Regions from separate parts of the Mus musculus genome. Here all the other regions are linked to region 7. The links are chromatin loops, found by intact Hi-C in ENCODE. Cell type or tissue: left cerebral cortex. All regions are shown on one strand. Links, peaks and the distances in the headings refer to the core of each region. The heading gives the core; the rest is flanking DNA. Region 1 overlaps Pitpnc1 (phosphatidylinositol transfer protein, cytoplasmic 1). Region 2 overlaps Pitpnc1 (phosphatidylinositol transfer protein, cytoplasmic 1). Region 3 overlaps Pitpnc1 (phosphatidylinositol transfer protein, cytoplasmic 1). Region 4 overlaps Pitpnc1 (phosphatidylinositol transfer protein, cytoplasmic 1). Region 5 overlaps Pitpnc1 (phosphatidylinositol transfer protein, cytoplasmic 1). Region 6 overlaps Pitpnc1 (phosphatidylinositol transfer protein, cytoplasmic 1). Region 7 holds the start of Pitpnc1 (phosphatidylinositol transfer protein, cytoplasmic 1).

Evidence for each region. Hi-C counts contacts between places; a loop is a spot of excess contacts. Peaks named below come from ENCODE experiments on the same cell type or tissue, not always from the same donor. Only the 100,000 strongest peaks of a DNase experiment are listed, where the experiment ranks them.
Region 1: it touches region 7 in a loop (2.8-fold over the local background); 4 of 42 quality-filtered maps call a loop at or near these places.
Region 2: it touches region 7 in a loop (5-fold over the local background); 39 of 42 quality-filtered maps call a loop at or near these places.
Region 3: it touches region 7 in a loop (3-fold over the local background); 15 of 42 quality-filtered maps call a loop at or near these places.
Region 4: it touches region 7 in a loop (4-fold over the local background); 39 of 42 quality-filtered maps call a loop at or near these places.
Region 5: a loop joins it to region 7, with 3 times the contacts of the local background. A loop is called at or near these places in 11 of 42 quality-filtered maps.
Region 6: a loop joins it to region 7, with 5 times the contacts of the local background. A loop is called at or near these places in 39 of 42 quality-filtered maps.

The regions. Positions count from the first base shown.
Region 1 is chr11:107,313,117-107,317,477 of GRCm38, forward strand. All of the region lies in intron 4 of Pitpnc1 (phosphatidylinositol transfer protein, cytoplasmic 1), which reads right to left. Among named protein-coding and RNA genes, the nearest start is that of Gm11716, 21 kb to the right of the region's middle. In left cerebral cortex, for the core only: no CTCF peak of the experiment used is centred there; a DNase peak (open chromatin) is centred at 2,552; H3K27ac peaks cover 483 bases.
Region 2 is chr11:107,273,550-107,277,910 of GRCm38, forward strand. All of the region lies in intron 5 of Pitpnc1 (phosphatidylinositol transfer protein, cytoplasmic 1), which reads right to left. Among named protein-coding and RNA genes, the nearest start is that of Gm11716, 60 kb to the right of the region's middle. In left cerebral cortex, for the core only: a CTCF peak has its summit at 2,543; DNase peaks (open chromatin) are centred at 2,565 and 3,704; H3K27ac peaks cover 322 bases.
Region 3 is chr11:107,413,041-107,417,401 of GRCm38, forward strand. The region is part of intron 1 of Pitpnc1 (phosphatidylinositol transfer protein, cytoplasmic 1); the gene reads right to left. It overlaps Gm11713 (a long non-coding RNA gene), which reads left to right. Exons shown (of 2, transcript XR_389089.4): 2 at 210-696. Among named protein-coding and RNA genes, the nearest start is that of Gm11713, 4.8 kb to the left of the region's middle. In left cerebral cortex, for the core only: no CTCF peak of the experiment used is centred there; DNase peaks (open chromatin) are centred at 383, 2,067, 2,154 and 3,762; H3K4me3 peaks cover 425 bases; H3K27ac peaks cover 3,038 bases.
Region 4 is chr11:107,391,955-107,396,315 of GRCm38, forward strand. The region is part of intron 1 of Pitpnc1 (phosphatidylinositol transfer protein, cytoplasmic 1); the gene reads right to left. Among named protein-coding and RNA genes, the nearest start is that of Gm11713, 16 kb to the right of the region's middle. In left cerebral cortex, for the core only: a CTCF peak has its summit at 1,712 (motif pointing right); DNase peaks (open chromatin) are centred at 1,704 and 2,046.
Region 5 is chr11:107,325,461-107,329,821 of GRCm38, forward strand. The region is part of intron 2 of Pitpnc1 (phosphatidylinositol transfer protein, cytoplasmic 1); the gene reads right to left. Among named protein-coding and RNA genes, the nearest start is that of Gm11716, 8.3 kb to the right of the region's middle. In left cerebral cortex, for the core only: no CTCF peak of the experiment used is centred there; no DNase peak of the experiment used is centred there.
Region 6 is chr11:107,382,064-107,386,424 of GRCm38, forward strand. All of the region lies in intron 1 of Pitpnc1 (phosphatidylinositol transfer protein, cytoplasmic 1), which reads right to left. Among named protein-coding and RNA genes, the nearest start is that of Gm11713, 26 kb to the right of the region's middle. In left cerebral cortex, for the core only: CTCF peaks have their summits at 2,131 (motif pointing left) and 3,414 (motif pointing right); a DNase peak (open chromatin) is centred at 3,412; H3K4me3 peaks cover 75 bases.
Region 7 is chr11:107,466,628-107,470,988 of GRCm38, forward strand. It overlaps Pitpnc1 (phosphatidylinositol transfer protein, cytoplasmic 1), which reads right to left and starts at 4,093. Exons shown (of 9, transcript NM_001359616.1): 1 at 3,264-4,093. The coding sequence starts at 3,311. In left cerebral cortex, for the core only: CTCF peaks have their summits at 2,601 (motif pointing left) and 3,226; DNase peaks (open chromatin) are centred at 2,613, 3,296 and 4,153; H3K4me3 peaks cover 2,691 bases; H3K27ac peaks cover 2,508 bases.

The sequences.
Region 1 (4,361 bases), core at 189-4,188, 150 kb before region 7:
TGCCATCTTAACTTGTCACTATGAACGGTTCTGTTTCCACCCAAAGTCTCTGAACCCCTCAGGACGTTTGCAGAAGAAATCTGATTCTATTTATGACATGTGTTTCAGGCCATGATTTGTGTGTTCACTACTGTATTGTCTGTGAAGGTCTTCAGTTCTGTGCCCGACAACGCTGTCTTGTTTATCAATGTCCCTTGGCTAGAGACTTCCTTACTAAGTGTGGCCTCTAACATCTGCAACTACACTCCCCTCTTGTGCCTCTTCCTTTGCTGGATCCTTCCTTCTCCTCTTCTACATTCTCCTTCCCTCGTCTTTTTTTATTTCCTGTTTTTGAGACAAGGCCTCCTTATGAGGCTACTTTTCTTAGTTACTTTTGCATTGCTGTGATAAAATGTCCACAGAAACAATTCACAGGAGAGACTTATCTTGGCTCCCGGTTTTAGAAGGCTCAGTCCGCCACAGAGAAGAAGGCATGGCAGAACAGTTCAGATGATGGTGGTAGGAGCCTGTGGCAGAGACTGTTCACATAGTCAGGGGTTGGGATGCTGAGAGACGGTATAGCAGGGGCCGAGTGTAACATTTAGAGGTCTACGTCCGGTGACCCGCTTCTGCCATATAGGCCCACCTTCTAAAGGTTGTCCCCAAATCGAACCATCTAGGGAATACTCTGTACTCAAACTACAACAGTAGCCCAGGCTGCCTCAGTCTCTTGAGTGCTACAGGGCCTGCCATGGTGAGCCCATACATGGTCCTATTTCCAAAAAAAGGGACATTCACTTATTCATCCAAAACTGCACAGCACTGGAGTCAGGGTTAACTGCCCAACAGAGATGAAAGTATTTTTCCTCATCAGCTAACTATGTCTGCGTGACCCTGGAGAAGGGACACCTTGGAGACCTTCATTCTTTTCGCTTCCATGGCTGACCAGATGGTTCTCCAAACAAGTCCTCGAGGTCTGATATAATAAACACATCCTTCCCCAGCGTTGTCCCTGGTTCCGTCATTATGTAATTTAGTAGTTTACACGACACGTTGGCTGGGACTCCAAGGCAGGTGTGGAAGGGATCTGTCTCCATGGTGCCATTCCCGGGAGGAGAGTCTGTGCTCTCCTTGAGTGACTGGTGACAGACTCTCAGCTGTGGCTGTCCCTTACTCACCTGTGCAGGGTTTGTCTAGGCTAACCCTAGGCCTCACGGAGACACAACACAGCTCGGGGAATCGATCGAAAGAGTCATTTGATTCTCCTTAGTTATTAGAATTTGGTCGTCCTCTTTCATCTGAATCATTCAAATGAGTAACAGTAGACCATCCCAAGCTCACAGCTCGGTCTTTTTGTGGAACAGCTGCTATTTTAACTACCAGACAGTTGTGTCTAGGGCTAGCGCTTTGGCTCAGTGGGTGGAGTGTTTGCTTACCGTGCACACAGTGCTGGGTCTAACCCCCAACACTGCATCAACTGGACCTGGTGATGCATACCTGCGAGCCCAGGTAGGATGGTAGGAAGCTCAAGACTACCTTCAGCTCCATAGCCAGTTCAAGGTCAGTTTGACCTACATGAATATAAAGGTGCATCATTTGCCATGGTCTCTTCCATGGGTTCTTATTGAAGATGAATTTGATGGAGGGGTGTGGTTATAGCATCAATATGTATGCACCCACTGAACACTGTAGGACACTCTTGTGAACATTACAAAACTTCAAATTCCTACAAGAAGGAAGGAATTCTTCTCTTATAAGAGTGTAACACAGGGGGCTTGACACTGTTGGCTTGTGTGGAGGTTTTTCTTTTTCTTTCTATTTTAGTTCAAGAATAAAAACCCCACATCATCAGTTCAGATGGCAGCTAATGTCTTCAGTACCTTCCTTTGGGACTTGATAAACTTTAGAAGAGCTGGTGGTTCCGAAGGGCTGGCTAAACGATCTACTGTCTGGAAGAACGTTGTCACACTATTCTTGGTGTAGTGTGTAATTAAGATCCCCACCCCACCCCCATCCCATAATCAAGTTAAAGATATTTTTTCCACTTCTTGGACAAGTGACGTCTCTATATAATACACTCCCAGTGACGGAAAAGCTTTTTATTTCTTGATAACTGGGATCAGGTTGACCTCTAAATGACCCTACATAGAAAGTCCTCCTGTATGGGTATTGTCCCCAGCGAGGGGATAGGTTAAGGTTCAGGTGACAGACTGGACAGTCACAGAGAGCTACTGGTGAACTTACTACAGCTCTGGATGACTGCTAACGTGCAGGATCATGGGTTTGGAGTTTGTAGGGCCCCAGGGGCTGCCTTTCAAAGAAAGAACTCTCTGGCAGTCTTGGGAGAAATTCTGTTTTGGGATGTAGGACAGGAAATCTTGAACTTGAGAAAGACATCAAAAAGAGAGGCAGTTAAGATGAAAGGATTGGGGGGTAAGGAGCTCAATTAGACAGCGGTGCAGCCGGGAGAGAGGAAGGCAATTGAGAGCATCCGCCAGCCATCCCGGTGCAGAACCGTGTTCAGAGTACAGGGTGGGCAGAGAGCGTGAGAACGCGGCCCAGCCCAAGCCGTGGGTGGCGGCTGCAGGATGTGCTATGCAGGCCTGCAGGAGTGCACCTGGAGCCAGAGGGAACATTTCAGATCCCCAGTGGCCCGGGAGATGGAAAGAAAAGCAGGCCTATTTTGGAATGGAAAATAAACGCAGACTCATCAGGAACAACATGGTTTCCCTACGGAGACTAAACGTAGACTCTGACCCGGCATTTTGCAGCTTTCTGAATTGCTATCTTCCTGATGACAAGGATCCAGTGGCAGTACCTACCTTATGGTGCCTAGATCAGCATGCTATACACTGAATTGTCCTGTCCCTGCTTCAGTGTCAAAGCCCTAACTCCCAATATTTAGAGCTGAGACTTTAAGGAGGAAGTAGGTTTAGATATGATCAGAAAGATGGAGTCCCCAAGATGGAATTTGTTCCTTATAAGGAGAGAACAGAAAGTGTGCTTTCTTGACCGCCCATGTTACTTACCATGTGGAGAGAAGTTTGCTGTTTGTAAACCAGGAAGAAAGCCCACCCCAGGAACAGAGCTGGAAGTGATCTTAATCTTGGACTTCCAGCTTCCAGGAAGGGCAAAAAATAAATATCTGTTGTTTTAAATTGCCTAGTCTATGATAATTCATCTAAGTGTCCAAGCTACAACATGGCAGATGTCTGCGAAGTAAGTTCTGCCCTCCCCCAGGTTAACCACTATCTGCCAGACACGTTCTTATGTTTTACTTAGGCCATATATATTCCAATCATAACATTTACATACAACACTGAAGTACCGACAGGCTATCCTTGGCTACGTAGTGAGTTGAGGCCAGCCAGAGACATTCGAGACCCTGTCTCAAAAACAAACAGACAGACAAACAAATGGATAGCAACAACAAGCCTACCATCATCAACAAAAAGCCTGGGAGAGTTCAGCTGGTAAATTTGTTGGCAAGCATTTCGTGAAGCCCTGGGTTTAAGCCGTAGTACTAAATTAACTGGGCATGGTGATGCCTATCTGTAATTCCAGCATGCATATGGAGACAGGAGTTTAAACAAGAAAGGAAGAAAGAAAAGAAATATTGGTCTGTGGAGATAGCTCAGTGGATAGAAAGCCAGGCAAGTCCTATGACCCCAGTTAGATCCCAGAACCCAGAATGGAATGAGAGATCCAAGCCCTGGAAATTACTCTCAGGCTCCACGAGTGTGCTACGGCATTCACACACACCCTCACATGCAAATCACCCCCACACAACAACAACAGACACATTTCTCTCTTAAGAAGGAATACTGACAGTCATGTGTCCAATTGTCACATTTAACATTCCCCAGCTGTCCACCTTACCACCTATACCAAGCGTGACTGAGCCAGGAGGTGCCTTCCAAGGCTTTCTGAGAGCCCTTGCCTGGCCTTGGAGTTACCGTGGCATATCAGATGTGGCTAGGTTCCTGGTATATACCCTTAGCATTTCTTTCTCTCCCTGATCCAGAGGGAATCTCAGGTTGTTTTGTGTGTTGGGTTTTTTTTCTCTGTTATTTATTTGTTATTTATTTATTTATTTTGAGACAGAATCTTACTATGTGGACAAATGGTCTCATACTCACAGACTCTGACTCCTGACTTTTGGGATTAAAGGCCTGTCCCATTGCACCTGACTATAGATGTCTCAGTCCTTATAATCTAATTATCAGACTTGAGTCCCTATCATCGGCTGTTACATACAGGTTAGACTATGTCCCATAAATGTAGGACATATTGATACCATAAGTATACACACACACACACACATATACATATAAGTATGTGTATGTTTATATATTATCTGTTTATATATATATTATATATAT
Region 2 (4,361 bases), core at 143-4,142, 190 kb before region 7:
TCATTCCGTTTCAGGGCAGGAATCTCTCTGAGATTAGCCTCCAAGGTCTATTCCAGTCACAATATCTGCTTCTGGATAGATAGGGTTGTATATATAAAGGATATAAAACCAACAAAAAAGGCTGTGGCAACCAGTTCTGTCAATTATTAGCTGTTCAGCCTTGGACAAGGTATATGTGTGTGCCTGTGTGCATATGTGTGTGTGTGTGTGTGTGTGTGTGTGTGTGTGTGTGTGTGTGTGTGTGGTGTTGGGGGAAGTACTCCACCACCCCTTGCTGAGCCAGGAGTGTGTGTATATATATATATATATATATATATATATATATATACACGCACACATATATACATATACACATATATGTGGACACACATCTCTTAAAAGCAACGAGAGCATCCACAGCGAGCCTTCGCTTATACGTTGCTATGAATGTTAACTGAGATGATATGTAGGGTACTGAAAGTATCAGGCATCATTCTGTATCGCTGGGACCTACCAAGAGCTCTGCTTCTTCCATCCTGATACAGTGCAGAAGCCTTGCCCTGTCTGGTACCACCTGCGTGGCAAATCTGGTTTTAAGAGCCGTCTTCCTGCCCATTCTTTATTATTTTACTGTCCATTACGGTCCTCGGGAATAGCTCACCACAAACACAGACTTCCAATGTTACCCTTACTTACCAACTAACACAATTTAGAGCCCTGACCCAAGATTATGAGCCACTAATGCAATTTCCCCCTCGCTAAGATCTTCATTAACAAAAGGTCGGGAGGGTTCCAGGAGGAAGATGCAAAACCAGAGAAAGCCACAAGCATCCAGTGGGGGGCCTCTAGTCAGGAGAGAGATCTAGTCCAAGGCTGGAAGGCAGTGGCCAGCTGGCAGGTGACAAGTGCCCAAGGACTTGGCTGGACGCTGGAAAATCTATCAGTGATTCTCGAGGAAGACTCTCAAAACGGTCATCTTTCTCCACCTGGGAGATATGCTGAGTGGTTTTTGCTGTGGGTATTTTGAGATGTCCTTTGTCACTTGATCTCGGCTGGCGAGGCACGTGGGGACCGAGAGGTTAGGAAAAATAAATTGCTCGGACATGGGGCTCTAGGAACAGAGTCTTCCACTCAGCTTTGATCCCGCCAAGGAGCTCTTAGGTTTATCCCCGGCTTTATTTTATTTTTAACTTATTTCCTTTGCCGTTGGGTCTCTGGGGCCAGACTTTCTTTCCTACTGTGGCATTCCCACCCAGATTCTCTTTTTTTTTTTTCACTCTCTCTCCACCCCCCACCCCAGGCCATGTATTAGCTGCTCCTTCTGGCTTAGCCTGTTCTGTGTTACTATAATGAAATACCTGCAAGCTAGGAAAGAAAGCTTATGAAGAAATGAAGACGAGCCGTCCTATACAGAAGCCTCTATGGCATGCATGTGCGAGTGCACAGACACAGACACACACACAGAGACACACACACACACAGAGAGAGAGAGAGAGAGAGAGAGAGAGGTGATACTTTGATCAGAGGACTTTTGGACTTCGCCTTCTCTGTTTTCAAGTGTGTCTGTGTGTGTACAGGCATGTTGATTCTGGCTTGTGACTCTCTAGAGATGCCTATGGCAGCTTCAGTCTCTTACTGGCAGGAATTCTACAGAGGCAGGTAGTACAGGAAGTGCTACATGGCAAGAGGCAGGGTGTGTGTGTGTGTGTGTTTGGGGGGGGGGGGTCCTTCTCTTTCATAATACCATTGTATTTTAATCACAGGGACCCACACTGAAGACTTAGTCTATTCCTAAGGACCTCTCAAAAGTCTACCTCTAAATATCAAAGCTGGATGTCACCACCCTCTTAATCCCTTGCAGGGGGATCAGATGGCAGCATCTGTGCCCTTGAGGGACTCACACCTCACATATCAACCGCAGCCTTTTCTCACTTTAAAAGTCTGCCCTGAGCCAGATTTAAGATGACCTACCCATGTCCCTCATTCATGCCTGAAGATGTAGAAAAGCCTAAGACACAGCTGCAAAGCCATTGTTCTGAAGATGCAGTGGACAAGCATTCCCTCGAGGGACACGAAACCTCGGAGAATCCCTAGTGATCGTTACTGAAAAGCAAGAGGCCATGTGATTGTCAGTGTGAGTCTTTTAAGGAATTCTTGCAGCCTTGGAAAACTTGCAAGGAGGAAAAAAAAAAAACCTATTATTAAAAACAACAAACAAACAAAACAAAACATAACCAAAAAACCCAAAAACTGGTTCTGTAAGATGGGAAAGACAGATTTCCCTTTCCTCACAACGAAGATGTAAACCTTGGACCAGGGGGTTAAAAACGGAGGAGCAGGGTCGGGGATGTGGTTTAGCCAGGGAGCAGGAAGCTCGGTCCTGTCCAGTAGGAATCTCTGCCTCTCTGCCGACACTGATGCTATTATCATCTTTGACATGAACCATCATCTCCTCCGCCGCCTCATTCTTGCCCCTGTATCCTGGAGGAAGTCACTCCCTCCTTTGTGATGGCTGGAGCACTTTCCCCTCTCTTGAGCCTGCTAGCTCCCTTTGCACTTTACAGAAGGGCCATTAGGTGGGGCCCTGTCACCATCTCCCAGGTAAGCCAACGGCTATGACGTTGGACTTTGAGGACTACTGAGTTCTGGGACTACTGCTCAGATTGTCCAAATGCATGAACAGGCTGTGGTGGAGGGGGGAGGCTAGAGTCTGCAAGGGTTTGATGTTGAAGAAGTTGTACATTTGAAATCACCAATCCAGAAAACAATTACAAAGATTCTTTGGGTCCCTGTGATTAAAATACAATGGTATTATGAAAGAGAAGGGACCCCCTCCTCAAACACACACACACACAAACAAACAAATCCAACAACCTAAAAGCACATTATAAGAGTCACCTGTCACTGATAGCATGTCACGACAGCCCTCAGCAATCTACCCTCTGCTTTCTTGCCCTCTGTCCCTGCTGGTGCTATCTATGGACCACTCTGACCCTTAACCACTGTGAGGCGCTACCCTCTGAGCAGAAGAGCCACCATTCTTATCCAATCAGTTGTGCCTGCTTGTAAGAATCCATCACAGTCATGCTTTGGGACTGGGCATTCCATTAAGGAGGTGGGTGAGGAGGTCACTGGACCCTCACGTGAGATTCCAGGCACTTCTTCCAGCAATGTGTATATGATTCTGCCCTAATTGCATATGGCCTAGGGGACATTAATCTTATACAGCTATGGGAAGCCATGATCCATCCACACCAGAAAGTGCATCCAGTGTGGCTGCTTTGGGGTCACCCATACAACTATAGGAAACCCCTCACCCACACTCTGATATGAAAGCAGCCAGTACTCCTTGGCTGTGCAGGGGGATTACTTTGGTCTGTTAGTGGGACCTTACTGAGGAAGGGACTGGACCATCCACCATTGACACAGGCCAGCCTTCTCCTCCCTCGACCTTTGCTTTCTCTCACGTCAGCTGACCTTGTTCACGTGCTCCCCTATCTCCCCTAGCGCTACAACCCCCTCCTGAGGCCCAGACATTGTTTACTTCCCTTCCAAGTCCAACTTCAAGGTCAATCCCAGGATACCTTTCCTGTCACCTCCCTGAACCCTCCGGTCCCCAAGAGACTCGGGCTGGGCTGCAGGCTCATTCTGACCTTGGCCTACTCCATTTCCCACACCCTGCAAACAACTCCTGGGCTAACTTGAGAACATTTCCTGTGCTCCTACGCAGAAATGCAGAGCCCAGCTGGGGAAAGGACAGTCAAGCAGGCTGGCGGCACCACCAACCACAGCTGCCCCAAATTGCCAGGCTGCAGAGACTGCCAAGTGAGCCTCTTCTCAGTCATCAGTTTCTCACCTTTGACCTTCACCATGCTCCTTAAAACCTCTTTCCTGGCTTCTTCTCCTCTAGATGACTTCTCCCCACATGCCTGAAGCTAGAGGCCACCGTGCACAAGCTAAATGGTTTTCTGTCCCCCTTCCCCCCTGTATCTACCCTGCCCTCTGACTTTTTCCTCTTCCTGGAAGAGCAACTATCTCTATGTGGTCTATCATGGAGAACACTCACTATCTGGCTTCCAGAGATGGCTCCTCCAAATTCTGGCCTGTTGGGTCCTTTATCTTTAGTATTTTACCATGAAGGGCTAATGCCAGGGGTTGGGATCGTAGCTCAGTTGTGTCATAGCGTAGCCAAGCATGCATGGAGCCTTGAATCCCTTCCCCAGTATTGCTAGGGTTGCTGCACTGGAGAGGAAGAGGCAAGGAGGGCCAGATGTTCAGAAAGCCTGGTCTCACATTTGTTTCTTGTATCCTGGCTGGTTTGTGTAGTATGCATGCATGTATGTATGTATGTATGTATGTAGTCAGGGTTTCATGTAGCCTAA
Region 3 (4,361 bases), core at 101-4,100, 54 kb before region 7:
GTAGCCACTGGCCTTTCATGGGCAAGGTATTAGGTTCAATCTCTAATTACTTCCCCCTCAAATAAAATAATCAGAAACATAATTATCTCCTTGCCGTACCCTTCCCAAATCAATTTCTGCGGTGCCTTGGCTAAGCTCACTTCGAGTTCTTTCATTGTCAATCGAATTCATTCGGACACAGAGGAATTTTTTTTTCTTCTCGTCTCTAGGCAGAAAAGGATCCAGAACAGGGTGAGCTGTGAGATGCAGGGACCAAAGCCATCTAGAGGGAAGGACCACCTGTGGCCTCCGGAGGAGAGGGGGGCGGGGCGAGAAAAGAAAAACAAACCAGCCAGTCAGAGCGACCTGGAGGCCGACTGGAACCGGGCTAGCAACTCAAACCTTCTGCACCAAATGCCCGAACAATGGCCCCTATTTATGCACAGCTCCAAAGGCTCCTTGCATCAGAAGGCACCTTCGAGAATAAACCGGCAGCTAATTCTCCTGGTAGCAGAAATCCACTCTCACGGGAAACAAAGCCCTGCTCTGTTACTCAGAAGAAGGATTAAATCCAGCGGGATAAAGGGAAACAGTTCGTTGCCAGGTCACCTCGGCAAGGCTGAGCACGGAAAACCAGAGTGTTCTCATCTCGCCCCCACTTTATAAAGTCTTGGGTTGGTGTTCCTTAAATTTAAAAAAAAAAAAAAAAAAAAAAAAGCAAACAGACAAAATCACCCTTGTCACAATCGACAAGCAAGGTGCTTGGGGCTGGCAGACTCTGCTGAAGTAGCTAAGGTCCAAGCCCTACATTCTAATTTCAAAAGTAAGCCTTCAAAGTGGCCAGCCTCTTCTTGCCTAAGAAGCAGTCTCCTTCCCAACCTGCTGACTTCATGTCCTGAGACAGCTTCTTAGTTCCAATCCTCTGGGGAAAACAGACAAATAAACAGACAGACAAACAAACGACAAGTATTTCCCCCAAATGACTTGCTTCAGGGGGCTTGCCCACCCAAGATCCAAATTCCTTGTGAACTCCACCTGGAATTTCAAACCTGGATTTTGAAATCAACAGAAGTGCTCTTTTTTTTTTTTTTTGGCAGAGAAAAACAAAAAAACAAAACAAAACAAAACAAAACAAAACAAAAACAGGGGAAAAGAAACAAAAACACACGCACAAACAAAACAAAACCAGGGTGGGCAGCTATGTAATGAAACCAAACTGGCTGTGAGTTGGTTGGTATGATAGGATGATGATTATAATGTAGGTAATCACATTATTTTATGTTTGCTTTGTTTGTATTTGAATGTTGACACAGTTGTCATGTCCATCACCATCATCATCACCACCACCACCTTCATCATCCTCACCACTGCCATCCTCTAGGAGCTGGAGAGATGCTTTAGTCGGTATAGTGCTGGCCACTCAAGTTCGACCCCCAACAAGGCACACAGGTGCGGGCTGAGGAGGCTGGAACTGACAGGTTCCCTAGAGGTCACTGGCCAGCCAGGCGGTCTGGCAAAATCATTGAGCTTCAGGTTTACTGAGAAACCCTGTCTCAAAAAGTAAGATAGAGAGGCTAGAGATGGCTGCTCTTCAGGAGGTCCTGGGTTCAGTTCTCTGTGGACGCTGTATAAATGCAATAGGCATACATTCATGCAGGCAAAACACCCACACACATAAAATAATAAATATATGTATTATTTATATATATGTATTTACACAGGGATTCCCCTCTGCCAAGCTATGGCTTATCGCAGGACATTTCTAACTACAAGCTGCTTTTTAGCTCACAGACCCAACTGTATTCATTTACCCGTTTGACATGAAAAGCCCTGGCCAGTCTCCTCAAGGAACTGGCAGCGGATCTGAGGGCACAGGTAAACAGATAAACCATCGTCCAGTGGTGAATGCAACAGCCAGGGTAAGAACAGGACAGAAACACAGAGCTTCCGATAGGAAAGCAGGGCGAATAAGCCAGCCTAGGGGGGGTCTGGCTAGAAGCAGGCAAGTAGAATTCTGCAGCTAGGCAGGACTATTTTGGGAACAGGGGTACAATTCAGACATAAGCAAGAGCATTGGAGCTCCCAAGTAAAGGCTAGAAGGTGGTTAGAGAAAAAAGGCACAGGGCCAGGCAGGATAGGTACCCCTGTGAGGGGAATAAGAGGGGTGTGGTGAATACTGATCCAAGGGAGCTAGGTTTTACTTCTGCAATCAGGAGCCAGTGAGAGCCATGATTGCTGTGGATCTATGAGGAAGACAGCTGCGCAGAGAGCCTGGGAGTGAATTTTTGCAACAGAGCCAGGATTAGGGTGAGTGGGGGGAGGTATTTGCCTCAGGTGCGAAATTTAAGGGGATCAAATATGCAGATCAATATTACTTGAACGCAGTATGTTTTAAATATTAAAGTAAATGGGGGAAAAAAATATGTTCCGGGAAGATGGCTCGGCCAATGAAGCACTGGTCTTGCAAGCGTTGAGGGCTGAGTCCCTGGAAGACGAGAGAAAATGCCAGAAGCTGTGCTTGTCTCTAATTACAGTGCTGAGGACTCGGCGATAAGTGGGTATCTGGGCTTGCTGGCCAGTCTAGGCTAATTGTTGAGCTCCAGGTCAATGAGAGAGCCTATCTTAAAGGAAGTGGATGATACTCCAGGAGACACGCACACTGGTACACACACGCACACACACCAAATATATACACACATTCAAAATAACTATAATAACAAAATATAACTATAATTATATAAGCTAATATAACTATACATAAGGAATCCGCCACAAAGATTCTCCAACTTAAAAGGACACACTGTTACTACTTCTATCAAGCTATCCCATTTGTGACTGGAACGCCCCTCAGCTCTTCCTTAACCCTGTAATATCCAAAATAAATTCAAGACTACCCAGTACCTTCCCGCTCAAAAGTACTTTCCAAACTGTACTAACAGGCCAAGTACAGAACCAGATTTAAAAAAAAAAAAAAAAAAAAAAAAAGGACTCACTAAACAAATACAGAAACATAGTTTTAACGGTCAAAACTTCTAAGATTACAGCCACCAGAACAAGATTAACAATTATCCTGCCCCCCCACCTCAAGCTAAAAACCACAAGGACAGACAAAATGAGAGTCACCCTATACAAACCAACCAATGTCCAAAAAGGTTATTGGTTACACCAATTAAAATAAGCCAGACTACCCTGGTGCCTATATCTGGCCCTTACAAAGGTATAAAAGTGTGTTCTCTCTTTGTTCTGGGTCTCTCCTCCGGCCTGCGTGCTGACAGGGGGTTCCCCAACATGTTGGATAAGTAATAAAATCCTCATGCATTTTGCAATGATGGTGGTCTCTGTGGTCTTTGTGAGAGAGGGTCTTTTGACAAACTACAACAGCCCTCCCTGTCCATTTGCTTCACGATGCAGGAGTCGATCCGATGAGAACCTACACAAGAGTTCATATTTTCCTTTGCCTCACTCAGACGCCAATGTTCCCTGCCATGTCAGAGAAATCCCTGAGGAAGGAGAGTCCTAAGTGACGGTGAGAGGTCAGCGAGAGGATTTTGACCCAGGAGAAGCCAGAAACACATCTAGGGCTGAAATGAGCAAGGGCAGAAACAGCACAGAAGGAAGCTCCAACTTGGCTCAGGGTGAGCAGAATTCGTTTCTACCCAAGGAAGTCACAAAAGGATCCAGGGACAAAGAGCCCATTCTCCTGTTCCTTCGTATCACTCTGTTCCCCATTCAATGAGTTCCTAACTAATTAAGTGGAAAGGCAGAGCTCAAATCCATAGACACACACACACACACACACACACACACACACGGAGAGAGCCTCGTGCACTCTCCAAACAGCAGGGTGCACTAATGAATATTCAAAGTCCCAACCATTAGCAATGACTAAGAATCCCAAAGTCTAATAAGTTATTTTAGTGACACACTTCTGTCATTTTTCCCTCATCCTCTTTTGCATTCGTAGGACAAGGAAAAAGAGTAATTGAAGCAAGCGCTCAGCTCTCCAGTCTAGCAGTTATATAGCAGACTAAAAGAGAGGCTGGCAATGCTTGCTTCCATCTGCCTGACCCAACTGAACCAAGGAGCCGAGCCGCCTTCCGGGTTGCAGGCGCTAATCTTCACTGGCAACCCGTGTCCCTTGCCCAGAGTCCCACTCTGCCTCTGCTAACTTCCGGTCTCCCAGGACCCAACCCAAACTCCTCTGTGGATGCTGTGAACGACAGCAAGTAAGGGATGGCGCTGGTGAATCATCAGGTGTGGAAAATGCATTCCAGAGAGAAGACGTTAGCAAGTGGAAACCTGCAGGCCCTGGCATCTAGACAGAAAGCTATGCTGCTCTGAGCAGCGGAAGTACAGCAATGGTTAACTACGGCCCTACCCAG
Region 4 (4,361 bases), core at 94-4,093, 75 kb before region 7:
AGAGGAGGAACCTGGAAGCAGCCCACAGCCCTGGCTCGGTGACTACCTTATGGCGCACCCAGGAATGAAACACTAGGCTGCTATGAGCCAGACTTAGAAGGGAGCTCCCACCTCTCTTCTTGTTACAGTCTTGAAGGCCAATGGGAGACCAGGGTCCCCAGTGGAGGTCATGCAAACTGGGCTTTGAATGCCACAGGAGTGGTAACGGTTAAGCCAGGCCTCTGAGGAGATAGATGCCCTGTGGAGACTTCACCCGTCGGTCTTGCCACAATGCAGACTCTGATCCGGGGTGGAGTCTGAGACCCTCAGGTTCTTACCAAGTAACGCATGCCTCTGAGTTCTCGGGCCACACTTTGGATAACAACACTTCTTCGCCCGAGAGGCCGAGTCAAAAGGGTTTAAAAGGGACACTCATGACCTAGCGCAGGCTCAAGAAGACCAGTCTATCTAGAGGGTGTGTGTGTGTGTGCGTGTGCGTGTGCGTGTGCGTGTGTGCGCGCGCTCGCACGCGCGCTCATCTATGTGGAGACCAGAGGTCAACCTAGATGGTTATCTCTCAGGTGCCACCTATTCTTCGATTCTCTGACTGGCCTATAGCTCACCAAATAGGCTAGGCTGGCCAGCCAGGGAGCCCAGGGATCCAACTGTCTCCATTCCCTTGGCCAACTCTACCTGTATGGGGGTCAAACCTACAAACTCATGCTCACATTGGCACGTACAACAGCTGAGCCAACCCTCCTGCCCCACCCCTGGGCCTTTACACTTCTCTACGGATTCTTATCTATAGCTGGAATGAAGGACCAACTGGCTGGACTGACTGTCTTATTTTTACTCTGTGACTGTTATGTGTGCTATTACATGAGTTTTGAGGCCAAAGGACAACTTGAGCCTAGGTCACCAGCTTCACTGGCAAGCCATCTGCTAAGCCACCTTGGCTGGCCTCATTAACCATTGATACCATGGGATTTGGTCTGGGTATTAAGGAGGGACCTTTTAGTGTTGTTTTGTTTTTATGTTTGTGTTACTTGAGTTAGGTTTTGCTGTTGGCCTAGAACTCAAGCTCCTTCTGGCATCTACATTCCAAGATGCTAGATTACAGGCGCATACCTCCCTGGCCTGCCTCGATATCTATTTGGCTTTCCCTTTGTGATGCTCTGGGAAACTAAACTTCCACACTAGGCATGGGCTCCATCTGTGAGTCTGTTCATCTATTTGAGACATGGTCTTAGGCCTATCAGATTGGCTTTGAACACACTATGTAGCTAAGCTGACTTTGGATTTTGAACCCTCCAGCCTCTACCTCCCCAGTGTTGTGTGCCTCACCTAGCCAGGGTTTGTGGAGTACTGAAGATAATCAAACCCATGACTTCACCATTGCCAGCCAGTGCTCTTATCATTGCCAGCCACAGAATCTCAGCTTTTATCATCAGAAATAGGAATACCTTGGCTTAACTTGATTGGTGCAGAAATAAATGGGTGACAGTTGAAAGAAGAGAGAATCTTGTCACCGCTGTGTGCGACCGTCTTCATTGTTTTCATTAGTGCTCCTCAATAATCAAATTTCACAAACAGTGACTATGCGCTGACTTTACAGACCCACACTTCCATGATGGAGCGCTCTCCGTGGCTCTGCTAATTCCTCAAGGTCTGATTTCTAAGCTGGCAGTTAGATCTACTGTGCTCCAAGGGTATCAGTTCTGCCAGTCTCCAACAGATGGCATCAATGGCTGCACATGGTCCCTCAGGCCTCAGCCTTGGCTTCTCCCTTAACCTTTGTCACCTTTGCTAGATCTGAAATGGCAACGTCAGAAATACTGAACAACTGGGAAAAGAAAAAGAAGGGGGGAAAAACACCCTAGGCCAAAATGCAATGTCTTCGAAGACAAATGAGAGTCGTAAAGAGAGTTAAAAAGTCCTCACGTCCCCCAGCTGTCCGAGGAAATGACTTTAGTAGAAACCAATGTACACCCAGCTTGGTAGGCGTTGTGTTGGACTGAAACCAAACAGGCTTTCAGCGACTAACGGGTGAGAAGTGCTTCTGTGTCCCCAACTGTCATAACAACCACAGTCAATTCTCGAAGCCCACACAGAAACCACGAAAAAAGCAAAACAACCCCCCACCATGAATCAGAGAGGCTACACACACAGAAGCACTTTTTGGAATCACTTCACACCGTCTGTGAGTTAGAACGTGTCTCCCCGTTTGGTTGGATGAAGGCTATGAGAACCATCAACTGTCCCCCCCAAGAAATCAAGGTCTTTCATGAGGGAGTGGATGGCTCAGTTGGTAAATTGCTTGGCTATGTAACACAATGACCTGAGTTTAGCTCCTCAGAAACCACGGGCAAAGATGGGGACGGTAGCTAGGAAAAAGGAGACAGGCTTGCTAGCTTGCCAAGGTTCCATTGTCTCAGAAAACAACTTTGGGGCTGGTGAGACAGCTCAGTGGGTAGACACTTGCCACTGAGCCTAATGACCTGAGGTTGACCCCAGGAGCACACATGGTTGAAAGAGAGGATTGCATTCTACAAGTTGTCCTCTGGGTGTGTATGTGTGTACGAGCCATCTGTGCACACACTAAGTGGGTATAGGTATAGGTATGTTACAACAACAAAAAGCAAGTTACACAGCTCCTGAAGAATGGTCTTGACTGGCAGGCTGGTGTGAACTATTTCATGCCCATGGGTCTTAGTATGGATGATCTGGTTGTGTGTGTGTGTGTGTGTGTGTGTGTGTGTGTGTGTCCCCTAAGGCCAGCCAAGATGGGATGCAGACGGGAAAACCAGCAGGGGAGGAAGTCAGCCCAGAAGCATCTGACACTGTCTGGGGACATTGTGATGGGCACCTCTGGAGACATGAGATGGTGATCATTGCATCCAAGAGTCAGGGGTCAGGGATGCTGCCGAAAGCCTTTCCTCCCCGCCCTCCCAAGTGTGCAAGACAGCACAATTAACTATTCTGAGGCACAAAAACACCACTCCAGGACCCAGGCATTCCAACCAAGCATTATATCACAAAAGTCAATTCTCCATCCTGGTCGCAGTAAACCCTCATCTCTGAGAAGACAGAAGTAAATGAACACTCGCCCCTTCCATGTTCTCTCTGATGTGGACCTTCCCACAATTCCGCCCTTGCTGACTTTCCTTTCTGCATCCCATCTTGGCTGGCCTTAGGAATCTCCCCACATACACACACACATACTGTCTACTGCGGCTTTCCCAGGATCCAATGCTTTCCCAGGTACATCCCACCACACGATTCAGGGAGGCTGCTTGCCTGTTTTAAAAACATCTCTCACACAGAGAATAAAATAAGTACTTGTGGGACCATTCTGATATAAACCAATGATCAGATAAGTAGATAGATGGAGATGAAGGGAAGGATTCCACTTAGTAAATGTGGAAGGATAGAGAGAAGTAGGAGCCGACTGGACAGCTGATGCGAGGGCTGCAGGCAAGATGCACTGGGGAATTTAATGCCAGAGGCCAGATTTCAGGACCTGAAGCCTCTCTTCAAAACTACACACTGGGATGGAGAGCTGGCTGGAGGGGGGTGGGGGGAGCGCGTTTAAGAACACTTGCTGTGAGCCGGGCGTGGTGGCGCACGCTTTTAATCCCAGCACTCCGGAGGCAGAGGCAGGTGGATTTCTGATTTCGAAGCCAGCCTGGTCTACAGCGTGAGTTCCAGGACACAGAGAAACTCTGTCTCGAAAAGCCAGGAAAAAAAAAAAGACTGCTTGCTGCTCTTTGCAGAGGACCACAGTTCTTTTCTCAGCACCCACCACTGGGTGGTTCCTAGTTGCCTAAAACCTATAGAAGGATCTGACACCGTCTTCTGAACTCTGTGGACAATTGCATCCATGCGCACGTATAGATACACACAGTTTTAAAATTTATATTTATTTATTACTGGGGAGGTTTTAACTATGCCTACAAATTCTTTTAAGTTTCTATTACATTTTTATTTATTTTCTGTGTGTGGCAGACAGGAGGCTGCCACAAGCTTTGGTGTACAAGTGGAGGTCAGAGCACAGCCTCGGCGAGTCAGCATTCGTCCCTGGCTGGGCGGATTCTAACCGTCAAACTCAGGTCCTCAGACTTGCTTAGCAGCAAGCACTATTGCCCACTGAGCATCTCGAAGACAATGAACCCAGTAGTGCTAATACTTCACTATAGAAGCTGAAATTGATCCTGTCCAGTTGAGCACAAGCCTGCCTTTATTACATTTTTTTTAATTGAATGAATTGAACCTTTTTAAATTTTAGTGTTTATTTGTGTGTTCCTGGGTATGAACACCCGCACGCACCCATACAGATGCACATAGACTAGAGGAGAACAAGGGGTGTCCTGTTCTAGCATTCT
Region 5 (4,361 bases), core at 324-4,323, 140 kb before region 7:
ATGTTCCAGAACCTCTAACACTGTAAGCAACAACAAACCTTTCTCTTTCTAAGTTCATTAGCTCAGGTATTTGATTATGGTGACAGAGAGCTGACTAACATGCAGCGCTATTAAAGTCCACTAACAGACTGTCATTCAGCCCCCAGCTTCTCCAGAACACATCGTTATTTGAATCATTTTGGTCCGAGAAGGTGAAATGTATCTTTCCCTGCAGCAATGATTCAGCAGGGCCCGAAAGGAAAATGGAATTAAATTAGTCCCTGCTACTCCTGTCACTTAAATGATCTACACTGTCACATAGCCCACAATTCTGAGAGAGAGTCTGTCACTCAAAGTCACTACCAGATGTGAAAGAAGGACACTCTTCCTTTTCTAGGAAGGAAGAGTGAATTAAATCCTTGCTTCACACATGGGCCAGGACGGATCCTCAGAATGGCCTATCTTAGCAGCCTGGAGCCCTAGCAACACTGCACACTGGAATGTGAAAACGTGCTGGTGCGGGCGACACTGCCTCTGCCTTCACAGTCCTTAGATGCCTTTGTCCTTGCTTCTCACAGACTTCAAGCACTCTCCCCATGTTTGTTCATGCACGCGCTCCTCTGTGTGTGTGTGTGTGTGTGTGTGTCCATCTGTCTGTCTCTACCTCTCATCTTTCCATAACAAGGCTAAAGTTACAGATCTGCAGTCAGGTGTTCTGAACACAGGTCCACACACCTGCAGCAAGTGCTGTGCCCCACGTGCTCTCTCCCCAGTCCCTGTTTGTGCTCCTACTGTGGTGGCTTCTTGGCAACACAGAAGAGGCGGAGTTTGCAGATGAGAGTGCCCTCCCCTGTGGGAGGTGGGGTTGCCACATGCAGAATCCAAGTCCCTTGAATCGGAACATAAACATTGCCTCCCGTCTTAATGAGACTTTGCATTAGATGTAGGGAAAGGAAGGGGCTAGCCTGGTCCAGGCTTTTGGAAGCCTCTGCTGGAACGGCATGAGGTCATCAGCAGGCTGGAAGCTTTAAGGAGCCAACTGCTCACATCAGCAGTATCTTCAGGGCCGAGACAAATCCACTGGCCCCACGCCCACTAGGATGTCACTGGAGCAGTTGGCAGGGATGGAGGTGACAGGGTGGGCAGCAGCAGTACTTTTGACATGTTCTCCAGTTAATGAGATGGGGACGGAAGGAAATAACAGGTGCCAAAAGGCAGGTTAGGAGGAAGTCTCTCACACACCATAGTATTTTTCTATAGCTTTCTTAAATATATATATGTATGACGCAGCCATGAAGACACTCCCTGTATTGATTGCGTGATGTGTTATTTACACTTTGTATATAGAACACAGAATCTAAAATAATATTCTGATCTATTGTAATTACAGCACACTCTCTGTCCTTCCCATCTAGAACTTTGTTGCAGCCCTGACATCTAGAATGGTATTAGTTGCCATATGTGTGTGCATGTATGTGTATATATGTATGTGCATGTGTATAAGTATATGTGTGTGTTTGCAGCACTAACTGGAAATGAAACAGTAACTTTACCAATGACTACATCATCGGACACCACAACTTAGTACTTGTGAGCCTGGTATACATACATGTGTGTGTCTGAGGGTGGGACATGTGGGGGAGCCGGAGAAAGATCTGGGGATCCCCATCTATCACTCTCTACCTTATTCCTTGAGACAGGGTCTCTCACTGAACTTGGAGCCTGTCTGCGGCCAGTGAGTTGCCATAGTGCTGTTTCACTCTCCAGCACCGTTAGAGTTAGTGGGCTACACAGCCATATTTGGCTTTTAATATAGGTGTTGGAAGCCAAACTCAATGTTACCCATTGATCCATTTCCTCAGTCCCGCAAGATATTTTCTAGTGAATGAGGCTCATCCCTGGATATCTAGAAGTCAATAATGACCACGAAGCTTCTCTGAGAATCCATGGAGATAGGCAATTAGGTCAGAGAGTCTGACACTTTCTCGGTCACCTGTTGCCTGGACAGCAGGCTCTCACAAAGCCAAACACGCTTGGCTGGACACGGGGATGACTCTGAGGACGATCTGGGAAGTGGCATGAGTTTGCTCAGCAGATCTGGAAGAGGTTAGAACACCGGAAGGGGAAATGGGGAAGAGAGGCTCAAGCCAAGGCAGCAAGAGTTGCTAAGTAACAGGACCAGCTGCTGAGCTGCACCCTCGGAGAGGAAGGATTCAGGACTTCTAGAAGCGTTGACCTCTCCTTCGCAGCTGGCATGAAGCTCGTGGCAAATGCTGTGCTCAGTCAGGCTCTCTTCCTCACGTAGGCTTGGTACCTCAGATCATGGTACGGTGCTAACATAACCTCACTGAGGCCTGATCATCTCAACTTCAATTAACCTCCTGGGTTAACCCGATTCAATCTCCCACAGATGTGTCCAGAGGCTTATCTCTCAGGTGACCTTCGGTTCCCCGAAGGTGACAGTCACCATTAGGCACCATATTCACCTTCCATGTTACCAGGTGAGAGTTTTATTTATAATCACTACCCCAGAATCTGACTAATATTGTGATGCCAGTTGAAAACAGGGATTATGAAGGTGGGCCACGAAATGTTTACTTGGTTAAACTTGGTTAAAGGAACGGGACCTAAGGCCCAACGGCAACCAGCAAGTGTACTGTGACAGTGCTGGTGTGATGGACTTATTCAGCATAACACACCTAACCCACCAAATCCATCAGGTGCCCCAAAATGTAAGTCACATCCAACAGGGCCCTTGACTTATGAAAAGGGCTGGAGGGCAGAATAATCCTGTAACCTCTGGAAAGTGAGAAGGGACTTCTAAGATAAATGGTACCCAACTAGACAGACACTCTTCGAAAGAAGATAGACAAATGGTCAGAGCGTGTAAAGAGATGACAGTGTGGTTATAAGAGACCTGCACACCAAAACCAAAAGAGTCTAGGGTGATGGCTCAGTGGGTAAATGTGTTTGCTGTGCAATCCTGTGGACCTGAGTTCAAATCCCATGAGCCCATGTTGAAAGCTGAACATGGTTAGCATAGCCCTGTGTGTAGTTAGTGTACAAAAATACAAGTTTCATCGTGAGATTTTCATACACACACACACACACACACACACACACACACACACACACACACAGACCATTGCTCCTTGTTCAAGTTCACCCCAGCATCACCCTCTCCAATCAATCAATCAATCAATCAATCCCCCCTCACAACACACACACACACATACACTCTCTCTCTCTTATATAGAGATTCACACACTATATTTTCTTCCTTCCCTGTGGCCTGTTTTTTCTACCCTCCTTTCAGACATCTTTCTACCCATCCACGGCCCCTTCCACTATCATGTCATTACGAAATGATTCTGTGTTCAGCCAACTAATCTGCAGTCTGTACATCACAGAGTTTGGGTTTGGAACAAGGGCTAGAAGGATGGAGAGGTTGGGAGTTATCCACAGCAATTATGGTAGTGAAGGCTGGAGGCATCAGAGGTGGGGGCAGGTCACAGAAGATACCTTTGGGTTCTGCTTAAAGGCCACTGTCATCCCGGGTTCTTGGCCCATTCTGGAGCTGCCTTTATTCCTGCCCATTCATTTGACTCCAGAAAATTCTGTGGGTCCCCAACATCCTTCCAGTAAAGTGTCCTTTCTGCTTACAACAGACTTTCTTTTGCTGGCAGCCTCACTGATAGAACCTCAGATTGCTTTTTTGGCCAGTCTTCCATTTATCCCCATAGATCCCTTACACATCAGCCAAAGTGCACTGCTCCCTGAGAGATGAGTGTCTGAGATTTGCTTGGTAATAATAATTATGGCTCAATCTATCTCCCCTTTGAGCAATTTTCTTCTTTCTACATTAGCTGAAGAGTAGGCCCTGGTTACACGGGCTTTGAATATATCCAGGCATGCCCATGGATACACTGGGCAATGTTTCCAAACCCATGCAGATAGATACAAAGAAGCATCTACTCACTCTGCCCGTTTGTTAACTCAGGTCCACAGGACAGTCCATGTACAAATAGAACCTATGACATGGGTACCGAGGACTCCATAGCTACAGGCAGTCTGTCCTTCAAGACAAAATTCCTCAAGACACCCATAAAAAAATCAGACAGATTCACAAATGTTCAACCCAATCAGCCATGGGCCCTCCCTTGATCAGAAAACAAGAACCATGCCTTGACCCCTAAAGGACTCCCCACAAAGCTGTATACTTGATTGCATGTGTAAGATTTCAACACACAGGTAGGCGACTTATGATTACCAAGAAGTCTGAGGGGCTGGAGAGATGTCTCAGCGGTTAAGAGCACTGAATGCTCTTCCAGAGGTCCTAGGTTCAATTCCCAGCGACTACGATGGTGGCTCACAGCCATCTG
Region 6 (4,361 bases), core at 147-4,146, 85 kb before region 7:
CACGTTATTAAATCCCACAGTCCTTTAATCCACACGGCAGACTAAAGAACTTAAGCTGCCCCAGAGATGCCATCCTCAGGCCGGGGCGCACACACTGCGATTCTTTTTACTCTTGACATCTTCAGAGTCATCTTTAATAATTTCCCCCTCTCTCCGATGTCCCTCGCTCCCGACACTGCCTCTGCAAGTTGTTTCTTCTCCCAGCTTCTGAGGGACTCCCAGGCTCTGGAATCCAGCTCACTGCCTGGGGGATACAAAGACGCAAAAACAAAACAAAACCAAAAAAAACCACACACACACCCCCAAACCCAGGGGCGATGGGAGCTTCTGCGTGTTCCACCCGCTCCACGCAATTCCCACTGTGGTCCCGGGGAAAGCTCCTGGGGTTGTTTCCTTTTGTTGGGGTGGTGCGCTAGGAGACGGACGCACACAGACACGCGATGAGGTGCTGTAGCCACGTGGTTAGATGGAGGCGCTTGTGGCTAACAGCCTGGGTTCAAGTCCTGCCTCTGACTCTCCCCATCAGGACTCATCTGGCCTGAGTTCCCTATCACCCTTTTCTTAAGGTAAGACTCCTAGACGTAACCATCTTTTTTTGACACAAGGTCCAAGGGTCAAAATAAAATGAACCCCGGTAGTCTTGACACTGAGGCTATTCAGCAGGTTGCTTGCCTAGCATGTACGATGATGCCCTAGGTTCAATCCCTAGCACTACATAAAGCCAGTCTGGCGGTACATGCCTACAATTCTAGCACTCTGAAGGTGACGTTCAGGGCCATCCTCGGCTACGTAGGGAAGGTCCATCCTGGGCTACATGAGACACTGCCTTCCCTCTTATTTCCCTAGACCTTGCCATTTTGTGTGTCCCCCTCCGCCGGTCCAGACTAATTGGTAGAGTAAGAGCCAGCACGTCCTAAATTAGCTCCTCAGCCTTAAATATTCCCCAGAACGAGGTCAGATGTAAATGAACAACGACAGAGCCCCCCGGAGGATCAGACCCGCGCACGCACTGACTGAAGTAAGGATGAATGATTTGATGACAAGGCAGGATGGTCCCAATTTAGAACCACAAAACATCTCAACAGAGGCTCATGGTTTTAATGTGGAAAAAATGCCTATAAATGACCTCAGGCTTCAGAGAAATCTAATTAGGCAAAGCTGAGCAGAAACAACAAGTCTCTGAGAGGAGCGTTAACGCTCATCGCATGGAAAAGAAAAAGGGATGGCAGAGGGACTGGAGAGAGGGCACAGCCAGCAAAGGGCCTGCTGTGTAACCTGAATTTGATCCCTGGCAGTCACAGGAAAAAAAAAAAAAAAAAAAAGCTAGGTACAGATGTGGCCGCGTGTTATCCTAGTCCTGGGGGGACAGAGAGACACAGGAAGGTCCAGAGAGCTCATTGGCCAGCCAGTCTGACTGGCAGGGGGCTCTGGTTCAGTGAGAGACCTTGACTCAGAAAATAAGGTGGAGAGGGACCAAAGAAGATGCCTCTGACTTCCATACCCATGGACACACATGCATACAAATCAGATGGTTAATAAACTGGACTCAATACGGTATATGTATGTATGCACCACACCCATGGGCACAAACGTGTAGCACATGTACCACACACTCATACAGATCAGATGGTTAATAAATTGGACTCAGTAGGGTATATATATGTACATACACACATATAGATACATGCATATGTGCATATATACATACATATATGGGACAATAATAATGATGAAGAAGGGATATAAATTTGAGAAGGGGTAGAGAGGACACCAGAGCCATTAGAGGTGAGAGCAGGAAGGGGAGAAATGAGAGAAATATAGTTTTCTCATACACAAAATTCTAAAAACAGCCGGGCGGTGGTGGCGCACGCCTTTAATCCCAGCACTTGGGAGGCAGAGGCAGGTGGATTTCTGAGTTCGAGGACAGCCTGGTCTACAAAGTGAGTTCCAGGACAGCCAGGAATATACAGAGAAACCCTGTCGAGAGAGAGAGAGAGAGAGAGAGAGAGAGAGAGAGAGAGAGAGAGAGAGAAACAACCAGAAAAGACCCACAGTGTGAAGCCAAATGCCCTGGGCACAAAGGCACAAGTATGTGCTGACAGCCCTGCAGGGAGCGCTCCCTGGTGGCTCCCAGGAGGGTCAGTAGATGATGGATGGATAGACAGCCAGATGGATTTTCTCGGTCTGGGAAATCAATAAGCCTATATAGGTCACAAGTATTTTTCTAAGAATATTCTAAGAACTGAACTGGTGTCACCCTTCCACGAGCCGGCCCCACCCTCATCCTCAGGAGAATCGTATTCCAAAAGGTAACACTGCTTTGGGGCGCTCTCATGATGAGAAAGAAATGTTGTTGCTGTCATCACTGTGATTCCGACCCTCCCTGTTCTGAACTGGGGTGGACAGAGGGAAGGATTTTTTTCTACACAGGCTTTGGCTGTGAAACACCCTGACAAAGTTGGCCGCTAGTCTGACTTCTGTCCCAAATGGGCTTCTTATTCATACAAATCAAAACACATTCCTTGTCCTTCCTGAAACATCCTGCAACCTGCAGAACATGCAGAGAATGCAACAGGTCCTCTAGCTCACTCCCCAACACAGTCCAATGCGACAAGCCAGAGACTCTACAGTCTTAAAAAAGAAAGAAGGAGGGAGGAAGGGAGGGAACAATAAAATTCTACCTGAGATTCCTACCAGCAGTGAGAGCAAACTGGGTAACAGGCAGAGTGACTGCATTAGACATCCAGGAATCTGGAGCCAGGAGAACAGAGAACAGGCCACCCGGCCTACAGTAAGACTTGACCCTTAACATAGCTCAGATTCTCATCTGTAAAACCAGACAATTAGATGGTTTTTAAAGGTCTTCCCAGCTGTAAAAATCTTTACTTTCAGAGTGTTAAAGGCAACACAGTATTTTTCAAATGTAGGCCTCATTTGTAATATCACTTTTTAAAGATTATTTTATTATTTCTAAATTATATTTACGTGTCTGTGTGAGTGCCTCTGCATGTGTGTGGAGACAAGAGCTGTCTGAAGCCCCAGAGCTAGAATTACAGGCAGTTGTGAGCCCCCAGGTGCATAAGAAGCCCCAATTATTCTTAGGCAACCTTTGCCCCCCAAAAAAGACTACGAAAACAGTGAGTGGTTTTGGCTTTAGTTTTTTGTTGTTTGGGGATTTGTTTTTTCTGTTTCTCTTCAAATATCTTATTTCACTGCATGACACATGAGGAAAACCCCATCCGAAGCAGGTGTGTCCACTGTGTTGTAAGAGATCACTTATGGGCTAGAATTATAAATAGAAGCTCATTAGGCTTCGGAAAGCTCTGTGCATAAAGCCGAATTTTTAAAATAAGGATCCTTGAATGAATGTTATGTACGCTGCATTTGTGCAGTACCTGCAAAAGCCAGAAGAGGGCGTCAGATCCCCTGGAACTGGAGTTACAGGCAGTTGTGAGCTGCCATGTGAGTGTTAGGAATGAAATCTGGGTAGGTCCTCCAAAGCCATGCCTTTAACCACTTAGCTTCTGTTCCTAGCATCCAAGTTGGGAAGCTCACAACTACCTGTAACTCTAGCCTCAGGGGATCCAGTTTCCTTTTCTCATCCCCTGGGACAACTGCAACTGCATGCACAGACAAAATGAATCCTAGACTATTTTAAATCACCACCAGCACCATCAACACCATCAACATCATCACCATCCTCACCAATGTCGCCACCATCAAAACCATCACCATCATGACTATCACTACCATCATGACCACCACCACCACCATCATCATCTTCTATCAAAGGAACAATTCTCCTAGATGTACCTTAGAAATAATCTGTGTGAGATAACCATATTCAATACCTCAGAGCCATAAGTAAGAGCTGAAAAGTTTTTCATTTAAAAGATGGTTTGGGGGGCTGAGGAGATGGGACAGAGCTTAAGAGCATTTACTGTTCTTAGCACCATGCTGGATGGTTCACACAGCCTGTAGCTCCAGGGGAAATCAGACTTCCCCCTCTAGCCTTGGTGGGCAATGCACACGTGTGGTATACACGTGCACGCACATTTGCAAACTCACGAACACACACACACACACAGAGAACTCACGAACACACACACACAGAGGAATAATTTTTGGTGCTGTTTTGCTTTTTGAGACAGAGTTTCTTTAGCCCATGGCTGTCCTAAAAACTTGCTCTGAAGACCAGGCTGGCCTTGAACTCAGAGTTCTGCCTGCCTCTGCTTCCAGAATGTTGGAATTAAAGGGATACACCACCAACACCTGGCTTCATGAATAATTTTCTTAAGAGATAGTTTTCACATGATGATGACAGCTCCTCTTCCAAGACATTTTATGTGAAAAGTCGCTAC
Region 7 (4,361 bases), core at 182-4,181:
GGGACCCTGGTTTTTTTTTTTTTTTTTTTTATTTCGATGACAGTGCTGACTGTATCTGCTTTCAAGAAATGATTTTCCTTTTCCTGGATCAAACACTGTGGAGCTCAGGGAAAGGAAAAACAAACAAAAGCATTACCAGCACGCTCCTCCTGGCTTGGCTATTAACTAGTTGCGCAGCCTGGAATACAGCATTTAACCTTGTTTTGTGGGGGAGGGGAGAGCAACCAAAAAAGTTTCATGACTGACTTCAAACTTACTTTATAGCTGAGGATGACCTTAAAGTTTCTAAAATCTCTCCAGCCTCCACCTCCCAAGCGCTGGGATTATTAGTATTTATCAGTGGAGCAGCCATTACACCCCAGAGACTAGAGACCAGAGGCCATGTAGAGTCAGGGGAGAAGGGAAAGACACAGAGACCAGACATGGACTCCCCAAAACTCGGGCATTTACTTCCTTGGCAAAATCCAGTGAGTGCTAATTAACGTGCAAAGTTAATCAGAAGCAAGCACCAGAAGGTCCACACAGGTTACACCAAGTCCAAAGGGAGCCAGAAGCTGAAGCCAATGTTGAGCTACCAGAGACCACTTAATCTGCAGGAACCACCTTCTGCTACCAAACACTTTAGTTACTCCCCAGCACTGAGTATTAAGGCCAGCTAGCAGGGCACCACCATGGGATGGGAGAAGCTCTGGGGTAAGCTACAGTTTAAAAATTCAGATAGAATTTTTTTCTATCTGAGACCTCCAATCTAAACTGACAAAGCAGAGAACAATTTCACAATAAGACCTCAGGCTGAGGATGTAGCTCAGAGGCAGAAAGTTGTTTCCCCTGCTCAAGGCCACGTTCAACCCCCAGAACCACAAAGAGTACATAATAAAAAAATAAATAAAAATAAAAGTTAAACATCAGAATATGACCTCATAGAAATGGAATCGCACTTACTTTAGTCTAAACAGGTTTCACGTGCAGGATTTATAATTATCCTATAGGTAGAGCCTGGCTTCCTTGGCCGATTAAGAAAAGTCATTCTAGACAGGGGTGGCAGCACACTCCTTTGATCCCAGCACGTGAGAGGCAGCAGAGTCAGGTGGATCTCTGAGTTTGAGGTCAGTCAAGGCTACAGAGAAACCCTGTAGAAAGAAAGAGAAAGAAAGAAAGAAAGAAAGAAAGAAAGAAAGAAAGAAAGAAAGAAAGAAAGAAAGAGAGAGAGAAAGTAAGAGAGAGAGAGAGGGAGGGAGGAAGGGAGGAAGGGAGGGAGGGAGGGAGGGAGGGAGGGAGAGAGAGAGAGAGAGAGAGAGAGAGAGAGAGAGGGAAAAGAGAATAGAAAGGAAAAACCATCCACCTAAACCATTCAAATGCAGTTATTACACTGAATACTTAAACAAATGCGGGGGGGGGGGGGAGGGGGGGGAGATGCTGCCCTGTGCTTAACAAAGTATCTGAAGGAAACCAACCAGGATAATGAACAGATGTTAGCATGGAAGAATGGCTGAGCCCGGTGACATACACTTAAACTCAGCAGACAGATCTCTGTGAGTTCGAAGCCAGTCCGGGCTAGATAGTGAGTTGTAGGACAGCCAGGACTACATAGAAAGAACCTGCCTCAATATTTGACTGAGTCCCATTGGCGCCCTAGGATGGCACAGTCCTATCTATTAACCACAGTCAAAGCAGGAAATGAAGTGGAAGCATACGGACACCTCCAGGTTGCCCTGGTCCTGCTCAGCAGTCCCAGAGGTGCGAAGACAGCATGTCCACAAAACACCAGCACCAGGGAGGGGTGTGTGTGTGCACGTCCAATCCCATTCATTTGCCTTTCTTCATTCTCCACAAAGCTGTATGCTGCTTCCCCATTGATAAGGCACCTAACTACCATTTAAGACCTAGTTCAAAATGCTGCCACCCCAGAAACGCTCGTTGATAAGGCTGGGGGTGGGGAGAGGGGCATGGCTAAGCTATCCCTCTCGGTCTTTGGCAGCCAGTGTAGAGTGTCAAGTGTTTTGTAAACTTCAGGCTACTTTGATCCTACCTTGGATTGTCCTAGGGTCTCACCTTAACACTGGCGCCAGATGCAGAAGGAAGATTGCCCCCACCACCACCACCCTGGGAGGTGGGGGGGGGGGCAGGGAGCCAGACATAGTCTGAGTAACACAAAAGCACAAGGCCCCTTTCACAAAGTAGTGAGTAGATCACATGTCTGATAGATTAAATGCACCGGTTTTAAATACAAATACGTCGTGGATCGCTGATTTCATTTGTTGCCACATCAAACCACAGGAGTCTTTCCCAAATTGCCTTGATTGGCTTCATGTTCTGGCTGTGTGTCCCTGGACAGACGCAAAGCACTTATGAAATATCCAAAGAGGTGGGGAGAAAGGGGAACGAAAAGGAAGCCCGGGCCGGAGTGACCCTCACTGAGTCACTGTTTCCTCAATGGCGGAGCTCGCGGATAGGGGGGACGGGGGGCGGAGAAGGAATCGGAAGAATGCAAGCTGACCTGCGCGTGGAGGCCGAGCCCTTGAGCGGGGAGCCCCCCACCCTGCAGCCCCGATACTCAGAGCCAGGAGGGCCCGGCCTGACGGCCTGGAGCGCCCTCCGGTGGCCGCGCCGCAGGCCCCACCACTGGGGCTCTTCCTAAGACCACGCTCCCCGCCGCGGAAGGAACGAGACACGCAGAAAGTTTCCGAGCCAGGCGGTCAGCAAAGGACAATCCAGATCGCGGAGGGAGCCTGGATGCTCGGCTGGGCAGGAGCCAGCGCCTAGACCGGAGGCGACAAGAAGTCGGGTTCTAAACGGACCCTCTCCAGGCCTCCCACATGCCCCCAAGGCGGGACTCTGGTCTGCAGATCCCACCCGCGCGGAATTTGTCCCTGCAAGCCCACCTTGTAAAGAGGACATGGGGACAGTGGCTACCACCACGGCCGGTTACCCCGATACTCCGGCTGCAGAGCATGCTTGGGCTCTTATACTCTGTGCATTTGCTTAATTGGAGGGAGGGGGCGCAACAGCTCCCTGTGACGCATTGTGGTCCCCAGGAATCTGATTCTAGATGTCCCCGAAGAGCTCACCTGGACTCCCCCGCCCCACCCCCACGCCGCCTTTCCTCTGCTGGGGTGACGAGTGGGAACAGCGAATCCCCTGCCTCCTCCCCCTCCAGCCTCCAGGTTTGGGCGCCAGGGTTTCCCCGCCGCACGCAGTGGACCCGCCGGCCGAGTGGTGGCGGCTGGGGACCCGGAGCGGGCGAGGCCGGGCGCGGTGCCTACCTCGTCCACGGTGAGCGGCATGCAGATTCGGTACTCCTTGAGCAGCATGTTCCTGCCGGCCGCAGACCTCGGGAAAGAAGGGGGCGTCCCAACAGATGAGCAAGGCTGGAGCCCAGAGGAGGGCAAAGACGCTGGGAACCGGCAAGCGAAGCAGCCCCGGTGGTGCGCTCAGCTCCTAACTGCCTCCGGTCCGCCCCGGAGCATGTCAAGCTTCGGGTCCCGGTGTCTGTGACTCCCCCGCCTCCTTCCTCGCAGAGATCAGCCCTCTCGGTATTGCAAAGTCAGGCACTGAGGGAGGGAGACCCGCGGGAGACAGCTCGGATCAGCAGCCCCGGGCTGGTAGGCGCGGCCACCAGATCAGGACATGCCCGGCGGCGGGCAAGAGAGGCAAAAGGAGGAGGAAAAGGGATTTCCACAAATTCAAACAAACGCACAAAAGTCTCCTCTGGATCCTCCTCCGAAAGCAGAGCTGAACCTGGCGAGCCCCCTTTTTCTCCTACCCGTCTACCGTGGGTTAATGTCACCAGGAACACATTGCCGCGGGAGCAGGCGATGCTGACTTTCCAAACAAAGGCTCGATGGGCTCCTCTCCCCGGGCGGTAAACAAGATTTCCTGCTCTTTTTTAGGGCCAGTCCCCGAGTCTCTCCGGAGCTCAGCTGAGAGAGAAAAGGGAAGCCGCAGCCGCCAAGGCTCTGCCCTGCTCTGGGCCCCGGGTGTCTTCAACCTAGGCGGTTGGCTGCCAGCGGCTTGCGCGCGTCCCCTCCCCCGAGTCCCTCGGCTCTGAGAGCGCCGTGCGTGCCCGTGAGTTTGCAGCCACCTCGCCGCGACTGGAGAGTCCGCGCCGAGCTGCAGTGTGCCTGGGGCAGGGAGGTGGGTGCGGGAGGAGCGAGAGCGACGAGGCTGACATCAGCAGCGGCCGCGGCGGGGAGGGTAGCCCCATCCGGCCAATGGGGAAATGGCAAAGAATGTGGAGGATTTAAACAAAACAGCATGTCTCTCCCGTCTGCTGCCAGACGCCAGGGCTGTCCCAGAACCTAGAACAGCTAACGCAAAGAGAACAGAGAATCGCAAAGAAGCTATCCTGGACTCTTACAACG